Regions from separate parts of the Homo sapiens genome. Here region 2 is linked to region 1. A link is an interaction called in ENCODE POLR2A ChIA-PET data of the cell type or tissue named here. Cell type or tissue: OCI-LY7. All regions are shown on one strand. Links, peaks and the distances in the headings refer to the core of each region. The heading gives the core; the rest is flanking DNA. Region 1 overlaps PTGES3 (prostaglandin E synthase 3). Region 2 holds the start of CNPY2-AS1 (CNPY2 antisense RNA 1).

Region 1 (8,334 bases), core at 193-8,192:
AGCGATCTCGGCTCACCGCAACCTCCACCTCCCGGGTTCAAGTGATTTTCCTGCCTCGGCCTCCCGAGTAGCTGGAATCACAGGCATGCACCACTACGCCCAGCTAATTTTGTTCACGCCTTCTGGGTTCACGCGATTCTCCTGCCTCAGCCTTCTGAGTAGCTGAGATTACAGGCGCCCGCCACTGCACCCGGCTAATTTTTGTATTTTAGTAGAGACGGGGTTTCACCATGTTGGTCAGGCTGGTCTTGAACTCCTGACCTCAGGTGATCCGCCCATCTCAGCCTCCCAAAGTGCTGGGATTACAGGCGTGAGCCACCGCGCCCAGCCTATGATTCTTGTGTTTAACAGTTTATCGTTCTGCATTTATTTATTTATTTGACCGAGTCCCGCTCTTTCGCCAGGCTGGAGTCCAGTGGCACGATCTCGGCTCACTGCATCCTCTGCCTCCAGCGTTCAAGCAATTCCCGTTTCAGCCTCAGGAGTAGGTGGGACCACAGGTGCGCGCCACCATGCCCAGCTAATTTTTTTTGTATTTTAGTAGAGATGAGGTTTCACCAAGTTGGCCCGTATGATCTAGATCTCCTGACCTCGTGATCTGCCAGCCTTGGCCTCCCAAAGTGCTGGGATTACAGGTGTGAGCACCGTGCCCGGCCAAAAGTTTATAGTCTTATTTTATGACTTCAAAATCCAAGTCAACTACTGCAATCATGCTTTAAAAAAAAAAAAAAAAAAAGTCCCAATGATGAAATTAGCAAACTAGCTGTGTTAGTTTGTCTTAATGCATTAACTTTTGTAACTTTTGTAGCTAACACTAATTCCTTTTAAAATCATTAAAATGGTTCAACTTCAGGATTAAAATTGCCATTGTTAACATCTATTTACTATGACTGCAAAATGGTCTTAAAAATAAAATAACATGCATCATGAATACCATTAGGTGCCCAAAACCATATTAAATTGACTACATAGACAGGTACCGTGTGCTTCGAATGGGGAGAGGTCCATTTAAAGGAACTTACCTCAGAGAAACGATCAAAATTAGACATGTCTTCATCTGAATCATCTTCCCAGTCTTTCCAATTATTGAAGTCGACACTAAGCCAATTAAGCTATAAATCAATACAAATATCACCCTAAGATTAGGCTAATTTGCATTTGGCATGAACCTTAAGACTACGTTTTCTTTTCTTCTAAAGAGACCAGGTCTTGCTATGTTGCCCAGGCTGGAGTGCAGCAAGCATTCACAGGTGCAATCCCACTATTGATCAATATGTGAGTTTTGACCAGCTCCGTTTCTGACCAAGGGTCTTGTTTACCCTCTTCAGGCAACCTGGTGGTCCCCGCTTCCTGGGACAACACCGTACTGATGTTAACTTAGCGTGGTTACCTGACATATGGCAATGCAACCCAGACTTGGGCGCAAGTATTTCTCCCACTTCACCCTCCAGAGTAGCTTTTAACTACAACAGGCACATGCTACTGGTGCCTGGCAAAACAATATTTTTTGAACTGTGACTTTGTATTTTTAGGAGGGCATGTAATTAGCACACAAAGAATAGACTAAGCTAAATGAGGTGGCTCACACCTGTAACCCCAACACTTTGGGTGGCCAAGGTGGAAAGACTAGTTGTGTAATCCTTCAGGAGTTCGAGACAGCCTGAGCAATAGTGGATCCTGTATCTGGGGAAAAAACAAAAAAACAAATTTCCTGGGCGTGGTGGCACATTCCTACAATCCTAGCTATTTGGAGAGGTGAGGTGGGTGGGAGGATCGCTTAAGCCCAGGTGGAGGCTACAGTGAGCCATGTTCACACCAGTGCACTCTGGCATGAGTGGCATGAGACTACCTAAAAAAAAAGACTAGGCTGGTGTCGTGGCTCATGCCTGTAGTCCCAGCACTTTGGGAGGCTGAGGTGGGGAGACTGCTTGAGCCCAGAAGTTCAAGACCAAGCTGGGCAACACTGTGATACCCCTTTCTACAAAAAATACAAAAATTAGCCAGGTGTTGTGGCATGCCCCTACAGTCCCAGCTACTTGGGGGACTGAGGAGGGAGGATCACTTGGAGCCTGGGAAACTGAGGCTGCAGTGAGCCAAGATCGTGCCACTGCACTCCAGCCTGGGTGACAAAGAGAGACCCTGTTTTGGGGGAAAAAAAACACTGAAAATTGTTAAACATACCTTTTGAAAACAAATTTACTAGTAAGAACTATTTTCAGTTGATTATTTTTTCACCAAGCTTTGTCCCCTCCCATGTGATAGCTGAGTAATTTATGCAAAGTCTGTCTCTTAAGTACAAAAGATTCTACACCAGTTAATAACTGATATTCTGATCACACTTCGTATTAAAACTGAGTAGACAAAAAACATGAACATGAGGCTTTATACTTAGCTGTGAAACAAAAACACAGCCATATTCCTTACATCAAATAAGTACATCTTTTATTACCTAAAATAAAAATATCAAACTTTTCAAAAAAGGAAAATGAAACCTACCTTTGCCCTTTCTTTTGTTAACCTTGGCCATGACTGGCCAGATTCTCCTTTTCGTAAACAACATAAAATTGATCTGTCCGTTCTTTTATGCTTGGAATCCTAAAAACAAAAGGACCATCATACCATTTATCTTTCCAGCATCACTACATGATAGAAAATAGCTTGTCATTTCTCACCTTTCTCATTTCTTTACCTAAATTTTCTCTGGACTCTGAAACATGCCCTTGACTACTAAAAACTTCAAACTATCCAACTGCCCCAACCCCCTTTAAGTTTCATTTAAAAAAAAATTTTTTTTTCCCTTCTATTTCCTACTGAAATAATCTGCACAACAATAAAGTTTAAAGTTTAACCTGGTACCATTTTTTTCTTTCCTGCACACGATAAACAGAATAAAACCTTAAAAACTTTAACTAAAAATGATATAACCACAGAATGGTTTAAAGATTCTATTCTTAGATAAGGGAAGCCTTGGCCGGGCGCAGTGGCTCATGCCTGTAATCCCAGCACTTTGGGAGGCCGAGGCAGGTGGAACACCTGAGGTCAGGAGTTTGAGACCAGCCTGACCAACATGGTCTTTACTAAAAACACAAAAATTAGCCAGGCATGGTGGCATGTGCCTGTAATCCCAGCTGCTCCAGAGGCTGAGGCAGGAGAATCCCTGGAACCTACGAGGCAGAGGTTGCAGTGAGCCGGGATCGCTCCATTGTACTGCAGCAGTCTCAAAGAACAAAACCAAACAAACAAAAAAACAAAACAAATAAAAAAGATGAGACGAGCCTCAAGGATACTACTCTAAGCCCAAACAGTGATAGCAAAAACAAAAAGTATGCAGAAACCAATTTTGGAGGAAATATTCTACAAAATGTAAATATACATAGTTTGCCTCACTGTTAAGAAAAACAGAACTAATGCTCATTGCTAAAAAGAATACTTGGTATGTCTGTTTCCTCACAACTAAAATTTGGATTAAAGCATAAAGACTACTTACATTTGGATCAATACAGTGAAAAAGATCAATTTCATTTAAATGCTTAAAATTATCACTTCCTCCGAGACAACTGTATAAAATAATAAAGAAAGAATTAAGCCTCTTCAAAGAGACAAAGATTAATAATAACTTCAATGAAAAGACAAGCCAGTCAAAGTTATTCAGTTGTGTGAATGACTATTTTACATCATTGGATAAAAAGCTTAACTTACCTGAATGTAAGTTTGGATTTTTCAAAATTTACATTAACATCCTTACTGTCTTCAACACAAAATTCAATGAAGACATAGTCCCTTCGATCGTACCACTTTGCAGAAGCAGGCTGCCTACAAAAGGATAAAGTAGGGAAAGTCAAGCTGGAATTCATTAACTAAACATTCACATACTAACCTTCGACACCATTATAGCATTATTTCAGGGCAGTTTGTTACAATTTTAAACAAAAACTACATTTTTACCCTAACAGCTACATTCCAAGTTAAAACCTATGGGTCTAACAAGATTTAGTTTCAGAATGATTCCAATTTCATAATAGGAAAGATTTAAAAACCAAACAATGCTTAGTAGAGTTAGCCGTTTATCTAGTCCTATCAAAAATTATGTTACTTGGCTGGGTGCAGTGGCTCACACCTGTAATCCCAGCACTTTGGGAGGCCAAGGCAGGTGGGTCACTTGAGGCCAGGAGAGCTAGAGACCAGCCTGGCCAGCACAGCGAAACCCCGACTCTACTACAAATACAAATACGGAAAAAAAAAAAAAAAAAAAAAAAAAAAGCAGGGTACGGTGGCTCACGCCTGTAATCCCAGCACTTTGGGAGGCTGAGGTGGGTGGATCACCTAAGCTCAGGAGTTCGAGACCAGCCTGACCAACATGGTGAAACCCCATCTCTACTAAAATACAAAAATTAGCCAGGCACAGTGGCAGGCGCCTGTAATCTCAGCTACTTGGGAGGCTGAGGCAGGAGCATCGCTTGAACCTGGGAGGCGGAGGTTGCAATGAGCCGAGATTGCGCCATTGCACTCCAGCCTGGCAACAGAGCGAGACTGTCTCAAAAAAAAAAAAAAAAAAAAAAAATTAGCTGGGCATGGTGATGCAGGCCTGTAGTCCCAGATACTTGAGGGATGGGACTGAGGCACAAGAATCACTTGAACCCGGGAGGTGGAGGCTGCGGTGAGCTGAGATCATGCCACTGCAATCCAGCCTGGGCAACAGAGACTCTGTCTCAAAACAAACAACAACAACAAAAAACACTGGTACATCAGAGCTTCACTTTTTACATTAAGTTCACTGAAACCAGGAGAATCAATCTCCTTTCCTCAAATTCAGCAATCTAGAATTTTATCAGTTTCCTCAAAATTAATACATTGAAGTCCTAACCCCCAGTACATCTTAAGAATGGGATTGTATTTGGAGAAAGTGTCTTTAAATGACAAGTAAATATGAGGTCTTAGGATAGACCCTAATCCAATGACTGTTGTCCTCCTATATAAAGAGATTAGCACAGAGGGAAGAAAGAAGATAGCTATCTGCAAACCAAGGAAAGGCCTCAGAAGAAACTAATCCTGCTGACACCTTCGCCTTGGATTTTCAGCCTCGTGGAAATGTGAAGAAATAAATTTCTGCTGTTTAAGCCACCCAGTGTGTGATACTTTCTTATGAAAGCCTTAGCAGGCCAGGCGCGGTGGCTCACGCCTGTAATCCCAGCACTTTGGGAGGCGAGGCAGGTGGATCACCTGAGGTCGAGAATTCGAGACCAGCCTGACCAACACGGAGAAACTCGTCTCTGCTAAAATTACAAAAAATTCAGGCGGGCACAGTGGCTCACGCCCATAATCCCAGCACTTTGGGAGGCCGAGGCAGGAGGATCACAATGTCAGGAGATTGAGACCATCCTGGCTAACACGATGAAACCCTGTCTCTACTAAAAATACAAAAAATTAGCCAGGCATGGTGGTAGGCGCCTGTAGTCCCAGCTACTCGGGAGGCTGAGACAGGAGAATGGCATGAACCCAGGAGGCGGAGCTTGCAGTGAGCTGAGATCAGGCCACCGCACCCCAGCCTGGGCAACAGAGCAAGACTCCATCTCAAAAAAAAAAAAAAAAAAAAAAAAAAAAATTCGCCAGGCGTGGTGGTGCATGCCTGTAATCTCAGCTACTCAGGAGGCTGAGTCAGGAGAATCGCTTGAACCTGGGAAGTGGAGGTTACGGTGAGCCGAGATCAGGCCATTGCACTCCAGCCTGGGCAACAAGAGTGAAACTCGGTCTCAAAAAAAAAAAAAAAAAAAAAAAGTGCTGGTTCACACCTGTAATCCCAGCACTTTGGGAGGCAGAGGCAGGCGGATCACGAGGTCAGGAGTTCGAGACCAGCCTGGCCAATATAGTAAAACCCCGTCTCTACTAAAATTGCAAAAATTAGCTGGGCGTGGTGGCACGTACCTGTAGTCCCAGCTATTTGGGAGACTGAGCCAGGCCAATCAGTTGAACCCAGGAGGTAGAGGTTGCAGCGAGCCAAGATCACGCCACTGCACTCTAGTCTGGGTGACAGAGCAAGACTCTGTCTCAAAAAAGAAAAAGAAAAAGAAAAAGAAAAAAAGCCTTAGCAAGCTATATGATCATGTCCCAGATAAAACAAATTTAAATTATCAAAACCTGTGGTTAGGCCATGAACCAAAAATGATTCCTACATTTTTTAAATGTATATTTTTAAAAAAACACAGGAGGCGGAAGTTGCAGTGAGCCAAGATCACACTACTGCACTCTAGCCTAGGCAACAGAATGAGACCAAAAAAAAAAAAAAAAAAAATGTGAATGAGATAAGAGATATTTGTGGCCTGCAAAGCTGAATATTTACTGGCTGACCCTTTATACAAGTTGGCTAACACATTAAAACTACAAACAGGGCCGAGTGCGGTGGCTCACGCCTGTAATCTCCAGCACTTTGGGAGGCTGAGATGGGTGCATCACCTAAGGTCAGGAGTTCAGAGACCAGCCTGGCAAACATTATGAAACCCCATCTCTACTAAAAATACAAAAAATTAGCTGGGTGTGGTGATGGGCACCTGTAATCCCAGCTACTCAGGATGCTGCAGCAGGAGAATCGCTTGAAATAAGGAGGTGGAGGTTGCAGTGAGCCCAGACCACGCCATTGCACTCCAGCCTGGACAACAGCGTGAAACTCCGTCTCAAAACACAACACAAAAACTGCAGACCAGGCGCAGTGACTCAAGCCCATGATCCCAGCACTTTGTGAGGCCAAGGCTGATGGATCACCTGGGGCTGGGAGTTTGAGACCAGTCTGACCAACGTGGAGAAACCCCGTCTCTACTAAAAATACAAAATTAGCCAGGCGAGGTGGCGTATGCCTGTAATACCAGCTATTTGGGAGGCTGGGAGGGGGAGGGGGAGGGGGAGGTGGAGGTGGAGGTTGCGGTAAGCCGAGATCACGCCACTGCACTACAGCCTGGGCAACAGAGAGAGGCTGTGTCTCCCCCCCCAAAAAAAAAAAAAAAGCCAAAATAGGATTGGAACCCAGCATTTCTGACAGAAGGCTTATTTTTTTTCACTTCACAAAAAGGGACAATAATTTCTCCAGCGGTCCTTTTATTGCAAAGTAACTAACCATGTCTCTGTACTTCCAGTTTGTTTTATTATATAATCTAAACTAGCTTCTGCATACTTGACAACATGATAATGGAGTCCTGAGAGTCTAAAATTTGTTATGGAGGCAGTGAGAGAGTGATATTTGACCTTGAGTCTTTCTTGAACAAAGAAAAATTCTTTTATCTCCTGGGGATGTTAAAAGAAGAATGCTTCAGGGTCTAAAACCAAAGCAAGAAAGTAATTTTTTTAAAAAAAGAGTGCTCAAAAGACGGAATGTGGAAAGCCACAAGAGTTGCTTGATAGAAAAGTGCTAAGTGGGTATGCGTGGTGGTTCATGCCTATAATCCCAGCACTTTGGGAGGCCAAGGCAGGTAAATCACTTGAAGTCAGCCTGGACAACATGGTGAAACCCCATCGCTACTAAAAATACAAAAATTAGACAGGCATGGTGGCGCGCTCCTATAGTCCCAGCTACTTGGGAGGCTGAAGCACAAGAATCCTTGAACCCGGTGGTGGAGGTTGCAGTGAGCTGAGATCGTGCCACTGCACTGCAGCCTGGGTGAGAGAGTGAGATTCCGACTCAAAAAAAAAAAAAAAAAAAAAAAAAATAGTGCTGGCTAAGTGCGGTGGCTTATGGCAGTAATCTCAGCACTTTGGGAGGCTGAGGTGAGCAGGTCACCTGATGTCAGGAGTTCAAGACCAGCCTGGCCAACCACCGTGGTGAAATCCCGTCTCTACTAAAAATGTAAAAATTAGCTGGGCATGGTGGTGCACACCTGTGATCCCAGCTACTAGGATGGCTGAGGCGGGAGAATTGCTTGAACATGAAAGGCAGAGGTTGCAGTAAGCCAGATAGCGCCACTGCACTCTAGCCTGGGCGACAGAGTGAGACTCCTTCTCCGCACCACCCAAAAAAAAAAAAAAAAGTGCTACATTTTCCATAAAACATTACCTTGAACAGCTTTCACCTTTGTATCTTAGAGTGGAAACTACCACATAAAATAACTCGCTAGGACAGAGGTTCACAAGCCTTCCTGGTATATAGTGCCCTTGGTGTCTGAGGAGTTTTGTTGTGCTCTTAAGCCAAAAGGAGTAACTAGCAGTTGCTTTGATGACATAGCTGTATCCAAGCAACATAACTATATTGTCTTAGCAGCCTAGTAGCTATTGGAAAAACGAATTTACATTATTGGAAAGAAAAATATATATAGTTTCTTATATAACCATACCTATCAATGGAATGTGTAT
Region 2 (8,334 bases), core at 285-8,284, 360 kb before region 1:
TAAAGGAATATTGTACCTATGAATGCTTTTTAAGTTAAAAAATCCTATAAAAGTTTTTTTTTTTTTTTTTTCGGCCAGGCAGTGGCTCATGCCTGTAATCCCAGCACTTCGGGAGGCCAAAGTGGGTGGATCATTTCAGATCAGGAGTTCAAGACCAGTCTGGCCAACATGGTGAAACCCCACCTCTATTAAAAATACAAAAATTAGCCGGGCATGGTGGCAGGCACCTGTAGTCCCAGCTACTTGGGAGGCTGAGGCAGGAGAATCACTTGAACCTGGGAGGTGGAGGTTGCAGTGAGTCGAGATCATGCCACTTCACTTTTTTTTTTTTTTTTTTTGAGACAGGGTCTTGCTCTGTTGCCCAGGCTGGAGTGCAGTGGCGAGATCATGACTCACTGCAATCTCGATCTCCCTGGCTCAAGCAGTCCTCCCACCTTAGCCTACTGAGTAGCTAGGACTACAGATGCCTGCCACTATACCCAGCTAATTTTTTTGCATAGACAGGGTCCTGCTATGTTGTCCAGGGTGGTCTCAAACTCCTGGGCTCAAAAGATCCTCCTGCCTCAGCCTCCCAAAGTGTTGGGATTATAGGTGTGAGCCACTGCATCTGGACTAAACCTTTTTTTGAGTCGCACTTTATTGCCCAGGCTGAAGTGCAGTGGCGCAATCTTCACTGTAACCTCTGCCTCCCTAGTAGCTGGGATTATAGGCGCATGCCACTACACCTGGCTAATTTTTGTATTTTTGGTAGAGATGGGTTTTTGGCATGTTGCCCAGGCTTGGTCTCGAACTCCTGGCCTCAATTGATCTGTCCACCTCGGCATCCCCAAGTGCTGGGATTACAGGCATGATCCACTGGGCCCAGCCCTAAAACGTATTTCTAAAGGACTAAATTTTCACATAATAAACTTTCCTGTTATATCTGTACCTCATTTAACACTGTCTTCGGAAATGTTTGTTAAGTTCTAACATTTTACTGATAAACTAAGTTAGAAGGCATCTGAAGCTTGATCAGATTTACAAGGTTAAGAGCATATGCTCTACCAAATACTGGGCTATAATTTATTATAATGAACCTCCAGAGGGTTCAGATAAATTCATGCATTCCTTGTGATATGAATTAAAACATGTGCAAAGCCAGGCATGGTGGTGCTTGCCTGTAATCCTAGAAACTCAGGAGGCCAAGGCAGGAGGATTGCTTGAAGCCAGGAGTTAGAGGCTGCAATGAGTTATGATCATGCCATTTCACTCCAGCCTGGGCAACAGAGCAAGACCCCTGTCTCGCTAAGATAGTAATAATAATAATGATAATAATAAAAAAAATAAGAGGTTTACAAAGTGTATCTTCCTGCTGGGCACGGTGGCTCACGCCTGTAATCCCAACACTTTGGGAGGCTGAGGCAGGCGGGTTACTTGAAGCCAGGAGTTTGAGACCAGCCTGGCCAACATGGTGAAACACTGTCTCTACAAAAAACTCAAAAATTAGCTGGGCATGATGGCACATGCTTGTAATCCCAGCTACTTGGGAGGCTGAGTCAGGAAAATCACTTGAACCAGGAGGTGGAGGTTGCAGTAAGCCGAGATTGCACCACTGCACTTCAGCCTGGGCGACAGAGCGAGACTCTCCCTCAGGAAAAAAAAAACAAAAAACAAAAAAACCCCACAAAGTGTATCCTTAATCAAGCCTAGAAGGTAACATCCACCCTTTCCTATATAGGACATATCCTTTGTGTACCAATGACAAAGTCTCTCCAGCTGGAGAGTTCTTAACAGCTGTACTTTGACAAACCAGAAAGGTGCATCACAAGTAACTTGTTACTGATTAACATTAAATTTATTTATTTAAAACTATGAATAATTTGTTTTCTAAATTAAAACAGTTTTAAGTTTCCAGAAGAGAACTCTCTTTATTGTATTTGAGACAGGGTCTCACTCTGTTGCCTAGGCTAGAGTGCAGTAGTGCAATCACAGCTCAGTGCAGCCTCAGCCTCCTGGGTTCGAGAGATCTTGCCACCTTGGCCTCCAGAGTCGCTGGAACCACAGGTGCACACCATTATGCCGGCTAATTTTTGTATTTTTTGTAGCAATGGGGTCTCACTATATTGCCTAGGCTGGTCTCAAACTCCTGGACTCGAGTGATCATGATCCTTCCACCTTGGCCTCCCAAAGTGTTGGGATTATGGGCACGAGCCACCGCATTTGGCTTGAAGAGTACTCTCATTTATACTTCTGATAAGCTTTCTGATGGAAAAGAAAGGCATTTTTAGGCACGAAGCACGAAATGGACAGCACCTTGGGTATACTTTCAGGGACATGAAAAAATGTAATTATTACTTATATGCATCATAGAAGAAAAAATAAGCTTTATAATAGTTGGTTTGGAAAACTAGAGCGAACACAGCATTTCTTATGGATGATGGGAGAAGATGGAATTAACACCAGGCTGATATTAGTTGACAACAAATATCAGAGTGCTTGCTCTGTGCTCTAGTTAATTTGTCAGATTTCACAGGGATTTTTGGTACAAGAAAGCTTTGTGGAATATATGCATTCTATGCGCCAGGCTTAGTGCAAGGTATTATTAGAGAAAAAAGACTTAAAATAGAAGGTACTCTATAGCTATATTAGATCAGGTCAGCACTTGGGAAAGTTAGCTTATAGACCCAGTTTTGCCATTAAATACAGAACTTCATAAAGTTCTATGGCTTCTCTGGGCCTCAGCTTCTTCATCAATAAAATGGGCAGAGGTGAACCAGACGACCTCTAAGGTTCCTTTAGATTCTAAAATGATGTAATTTTTAAAACCTTTGAAATGTTTATTCAGGTCTTCTCTCCTTGAGGTGTTCTTGGGACCGGAGATATTCCATTTGAAACCCTGAGACAACCATACCTCAAGCTCAGAGTGCTTAAGAATTTTCTGCCAGGTGCGGTGGCTCACACCAGTAATCCCAGCATTTGGGGAGGCCAAGGCGGGCGGATCATGAGGTCAGGAGATCGAGACCATCCTGGCTAACACGGTGAAACCCTGCCTCTACTAAAAATACAAAAAAATTAGCCAGTGCAGGCCGGGCGCGGTGGCTCACGCCTGTAATCCCAGCAGTTTGGGAGGCCAAGGCGGGCGGATCACGAAGTCAGGAGATCGAGACCATCCTGGCTAACATGGTGAAACCCCGTCTCTACTAAAAATACAAAAAATTAGCCGGGCGTGGTGGCGGGTGCCTATAGTCCCAGCTACTTGGGAGGCTGAGGCAGGAGAATGGTGTGAACCCGGGAGGCGAAGCTTGCAGTAAGCCGAGATCGCGCCACTGTACTCCAGCCTGGGCGATAGAGCGAGACTCTGTCTCACAAAAAAAAAAAAAAAAAAATTAGCCGGTGTGGTGGCGGGCGCCTGTAGTCCCAGCTACTCGGGAGGCTGAGTCAGGATAATGGCGTGAACCTGGGAGGCAGAGCTTGTAGTGAGCCGAGATCGCGCCACTGTACTCCAGCCTAGGCGACAGAGCGGGACTCCATCTCAGAAAAAAAAAGAAAAAAAGAATTTCCCAAAAGAAGGTATCCTTTAGGTTTTCATCCCTATGCCCCAGTCTGGAATCTCTACACACAGAATTGTGGACAGACTTATAGTCCAGATTGACAATGGCTAGTGATAGATACACTTTATTGTTGCCACTGGCATCAAATTTAAAAGCTTAGGCTGGCAAGCAAGGCCTCTCATTAAACAACCTTCCTTACCTCGTCTGTCCCTATCCGATAAAGCCCTTACTTTTCAGCTGAGTTGGTCACATCCATTTTCCCCTTCCTGTCTCTGTTCTTGCTGGTCCCTCCATCTGGATGGGCAGGGAAGGAAGAATAATGCATATCCGTTATTTCCTTCAAGACCAAGCCCTGTCTTACTTTATGTTTCAACAGCCATGAACACAAGGGATTTCTAGAATTCTACACTACCATACACTATGTTCCCCTGCTTCCTCATGGAGGTTCCTCTATTCTCCACAATTAGACTCTAAAGACGTGGTATTGAGTGGGCACTGACTGAAAGCTTATCTAGTTTATGAGTGGAGTGGAATCTCAGAAGGTAGAAGAATTAAAGGTTCAGGCCTCTCCTACCTTTATCCTGTATCAATCCCAAAACTCTTCTTTCTCCTCCATTATCTTTCCTGTCTATATAACTCCTTATCTTCAAGCTTAATGTAAGGGCAATTCCAGGCATGAAAAGACAACACAGTTTGTACTTTTGGTTTCATATTTTTTCAGTTAATTTCAGTAAAAACATAATATATAAAAGGCATTGCCACCATTTTCCCCTCCTGGGGGTGATCCATCAAGCCAGTGTGGGCTGCTCCAGTGGTTCATAGCTCATCATGCGATATGTGCAGGGCATGGTCACAAAGATCTGCAAATGGCAAACAATTTAAAGGAATATGCCATTCTCATACTGATATCTGCCAGTATCAAGAAAATTTCCCAGACCAAGCTGACACAAACACACACCAACCACCATTCTGCAGAATATATGCTTATAAATGATAAAACATCCCCACTGTCCTCTCACCTGTATCTCAGGGTCAAGGGGACACAAATTCTGAAAGCTGACAGAAAATGTGGAGGAACACCCCAAGTCCCTAAGCCAAGGGAAATGGAAGACAGCTCTTGACCTAATACCAGAGGTTTCTGGGATGGGGGTGTATGGGTGAGTTAGGGAATGTCAGGTTCCACAGAGCTACTAGAACAGGAGATAAAGTGGGGGCAGCTTACCTGTTCGCTTACTGCAAAGTTTGTCTTTAACATTGTCAGCCTCTCGGGAAAAGAATTCAATGAGTTCATCCTCGTATTCCTCCACAATGCTCTCACACTGCCAACCCAAGGGAGAAATGGGTGACACAGGGCAATAAGAGGCCTCTTGCCTTCACTTCCAAAGAGGAGGACAAGGATATCAGCCTAACTTTCTAATTGGTTCTCCAACAACCCCTTAATGTCCAAGAACCAGCTACCGATTCCCATAGCTCACCGCAAACTTGAGGGTGCCGCTAATATCTGAGTCGATTCGGATGCCTTGTAGGTCCAGTTCACTGGATTCTCCATTCCGGCCCACTACACGTACGTAGTTCTTGCGATGGGTGGAAGGATCAATCTGTTCCCCATACTCCTTCATCCGGTCACATATCTCCTCCAGCAGCTCTGTGAGGTGGGCCTCTGAGCGGGCATAAGGCACCTAGAAATGTCCTCAGCCTTGGGTCACTCTCTTCTACCTCTGTACATTAGTAATTTATATCCTTACTTTTCTTTCCAAATCTAGCTCCAACAACCTATTCTAAAAAGCTTTCCCTAATTGATTTTAATTAGTTTTGTTTGTTTGTTTGTTTTTTGAGATGGGGTTTTGCTCTTGTTGCCCAGGCTGGAGTGCATTGGCGCCATCTCGGCTTATTGCAACCTCTGCCTCCTGGGTTCAAGTGATTCTCCTGCCTCAGCCTCCTGAGTAGCTGGGACTACAGGCATGCACCACCACACCCAGCTAACTTTTGTATTTTTAGTAGAGATGGGGTTTCTCTGTGTTGGTCGGGCTGGTCTCAAACTCCAGACCTCAGGTGATCTGCCTGCCTCGGCATCCCAAAGTGCTGGGATTACAGACGTGAGCCACTGTGCCTGGCCTAGTGTGGTTTTCATTTATTTTATTTTATTTATTTATTTATTTTTTTGAGACGGAGTCTCACTCTTTCGCCCAGGCCGGACGCAGTGGCACTATCTTGGCTCAGTGCAAGCTCCGCCTCCAGGGTTCACACCATTCTCCTGCCTCAGCCTCCCGGGTAGCTGGGACTACAGGCGCCCACCACCACGCCCAGCTAATTTTTTGTATTTTTAGTAGAGACGGGTTTCACCGTGCTAGCCAGGATGGTCTCGATCTCCTGACCTAGTGATCCGCCCACCTTGGCCTCCCCAGGTGCTGGGATTACAGGCATGAGCCACCGCGCCCGGCCTGGTTTTAAATTAATATGGTTTACTTGATAGTTTCAAAGTACTTCTTTTTTTTTTTTTTTTTTTTTTTTTTGAGACAGGCCTCACTCCGTTGCCCAGGCTGGAGTGCAGTGGTGTGATGACTGAGGCTCACTACAGCTTGGATCTCCCAGGCTTAGGTGATCCTCCCATCTCAGCCTCACACAGATGCACACCACCACACCCAGCTACTTTTTTATATTTTTTTTGTAGAGACGGGGTCTTGCCATGTTGCCCAGGCTGGTCTCGAACTCCTGTGCTCAAGTGATCTGCCTGCCTTGGCCTCCAAGAGTGCTGGGATTACAGGTATGAGCCACTGTACTTGGCAGTAGTTTCAACTATATGATTTTATTTTACCTCATTGTACAATTCTTTTTTTTTTTCTTTTTTTTTTTGAGATGGAGTTTCACTCTTGTTGCCCAGGCTGGAGTGCAATGGCGCGATCTCGGCTCACCGCAAGCTCCACCTCCCGGGTTCAAGTGATTCTCCTGCCTCAGCTTCCCGAGTAGTTGGGATTACAGGCATGTGCCACCACGCCCAGCTAATTTTGTATTTTTAGTAGAGACGGGGTTTCTCCATGTTGGTCAGGCTGGTCTCAAACTCCCAACTTCAGGTAATCCACCCGCCTCAGCCTCCCAAAGTGCTGGGACTACAGGCATGAACCACCGTGCCCGGCACCTCATTGTACAATTCTAAGAAACAAGACAGTTAACATTAGCTCCAAGTTATAAACAGAATTTTTTGATTAACCTGATCAACTTATACTTCTAATTTCTATAGATGAAGATAATTTTTTTTTAAATTATAGTTTAAGTTCTGAGATACATGTGCAGAACGTGCAGGTTTGTTGCATAGGTATACATGTGCCATGGTGGTTTGCTACACCCATCAACCTGTCATCTACATTAGGTATTTCTCCTAATGCTATCCCTCCCCTAGCCCCCAACACCCCAACAGGACCTGATGTGTGACGTTCCCCTCCCTGTGTCCATGTGTTCATTAATATTTTATTTTTGGCCGGGCGTGGTGGCTCACGCCTGTAATCCCAGCACTTTGAGAGGCCGAGGAGGGTGGCTCACTTGAGGTCAGGAGTTCGAGACCATCCTGACCAACATGGAGAAACCCTGTCTCTACTAAAAATACAAAATTATCCAGGTGTGGTGGTGCATGCCTGTAATCCCAGCTACTCGGGAGGCTGAGGCAGGAGAATCGCTTGAACCCGGGAGGCAGAGGTTGCGGTGAGCCGAGATCGTGTCATTGCACTCCAGCCTGGGCAACAAGCCCTAAACTCCATCTCAAAAAAATAATAATAATTTTGTTTAAATTGAGACTAATATCCTCAGTAAGCACAGTATTAAAGATGTAGTGTAGGCTCTGTGAACAACAGCTATTAAAGTACCATAATCTTTTTTCTTTTCTTTTTTTTTTTTTGAGAGGAGTCTCGCTGTGTCGCCCAGGCTAGAGTGCAGTGGCACCATCTCAGCTCACTGCAAGCTCTGCCTCCCGAGTTCACGCCATTCTTTTCGTCTCAGCCTCCTGAGTAGCTGGGACTACAGGCACCCACCACCACGCCCGGCTAATTTTTTGTATTTTTAGTAGAGACGGGGTTTCACCATGTTAGCCAGGATGGTTTCGATCTCCTGACCTTGTGATCTGCCCACCTCAGCCTCCCAAAGTGCTGGCATTACGGGCGTGAGCCACCGCGCCCGGCCTTTTTTTTTTTTCAAGACAGAGTTTTGTTCTTGTCAACCAGACTGGAGTGCAGTGGTGCGATCTTGGCTCACTGCAACCTCTGCCTCCTGGGTTCAAGTGATTCTCCTGCCTCAGCCTCCTGAGTAGCTGGGACTATAGGCATGAGCCACCACGCCTGGCTACTTTTTTGTATTTTTAGTAGAGACGGAGTTTCACCATGTTGGCCAGGCTGGTCTCGAACTTCTAACCTCAGGTGATCCGCCTGCCTTGGCCTCCCAAAGTGCTGGGTTTTGGTTTTTTTTTGAGACAGGGTCTTGCTGTGTTTCCCAGGCTGGAGTGCAGTGGCACAATCACGGCTTACTGCAGCCTCGACCTCCTGGGCTCAAGTGATCCTCCCACCTCAGCCTTCCAAGCAGCTGTCACTACAGGCACATGCCACCATGCACTGCTAACTTTTGCATTTTTTTGTAGAGTTGGTGTTTTGCCATGATGCCCAGGCTAGCACTGTAATCTTAACACTGCCTTATATATTGCTTATTAGATACACCTTTGTGTACATGTGTGTTGTTTTCGATTAAAATTTCCTAATTATGAGGATAAGACCTTTTATTCTTATTTCTGTTTTTTCATTTTTTATTTTTAGCTCCGACTCAG

Evidence for each region. ChIA-PET counts read pairs that join two places held together with the same protein. Peaks named below come from ENCODE experiments on the same cell type or tissue, not always from the same donor. Only the 100,000 strongest peaks of a DNase experiment are listed, where the experiment ranks them.
Region 2: POLR2A ChIA-PET joins it to region 1 with 17 read pairs; 7 of 35 experiments call an interaction of 5 or more read pairs at or near these places.

What each region holds. Positions count from the first base shown.
Region 1 is chr12:56,669,253-56,677,586 of GRCh38, forward strand. PTGES3 (prostaglandin E synthase 3) reads right to left here. Exons shown (of 8, transcript NM_006601.7): 2 at 3,700-3,813; 3 at 3,488-3,557; 4 at 2,497-2,595; 5 at 1,023-1,112. It also overlaps the pseudogene RN7SL809P. Among named protein-coding and RNA genes, the nearest start is that of PTGES3, 15 kb to the right of the region's middle. In OCI-LY7, for the core only: no CTCF peak of the experiment used is centred there; no DNase peak of the experiment used is centred there.
Region 2 is chr12:56,306,206-56,314,539 of GRCh38, forward strand. It overlaps CNPY2 (canopy FGF signaling regulator 2), which reads right to left. Exons shown (of 6, transcript NM_014255.7): 4 at 5,006-5,209; 5 at 4,753-4,849; 6 at 3,639-4,390. The coding sequence ends at 4,347. It overlaps CNPY2-AS1 (CNPY2 antisense RNA 1), which reads left to right and starts at 5,209. Exons shown (of 2, transcript XR_002957416.2): 1 at 5,209-6,294; 2 at 8,324-8,334. In OCI-LY7, for the core only: no CTCF peak of the experiment used is centred there; no DNase peak of the experiment used is centred there.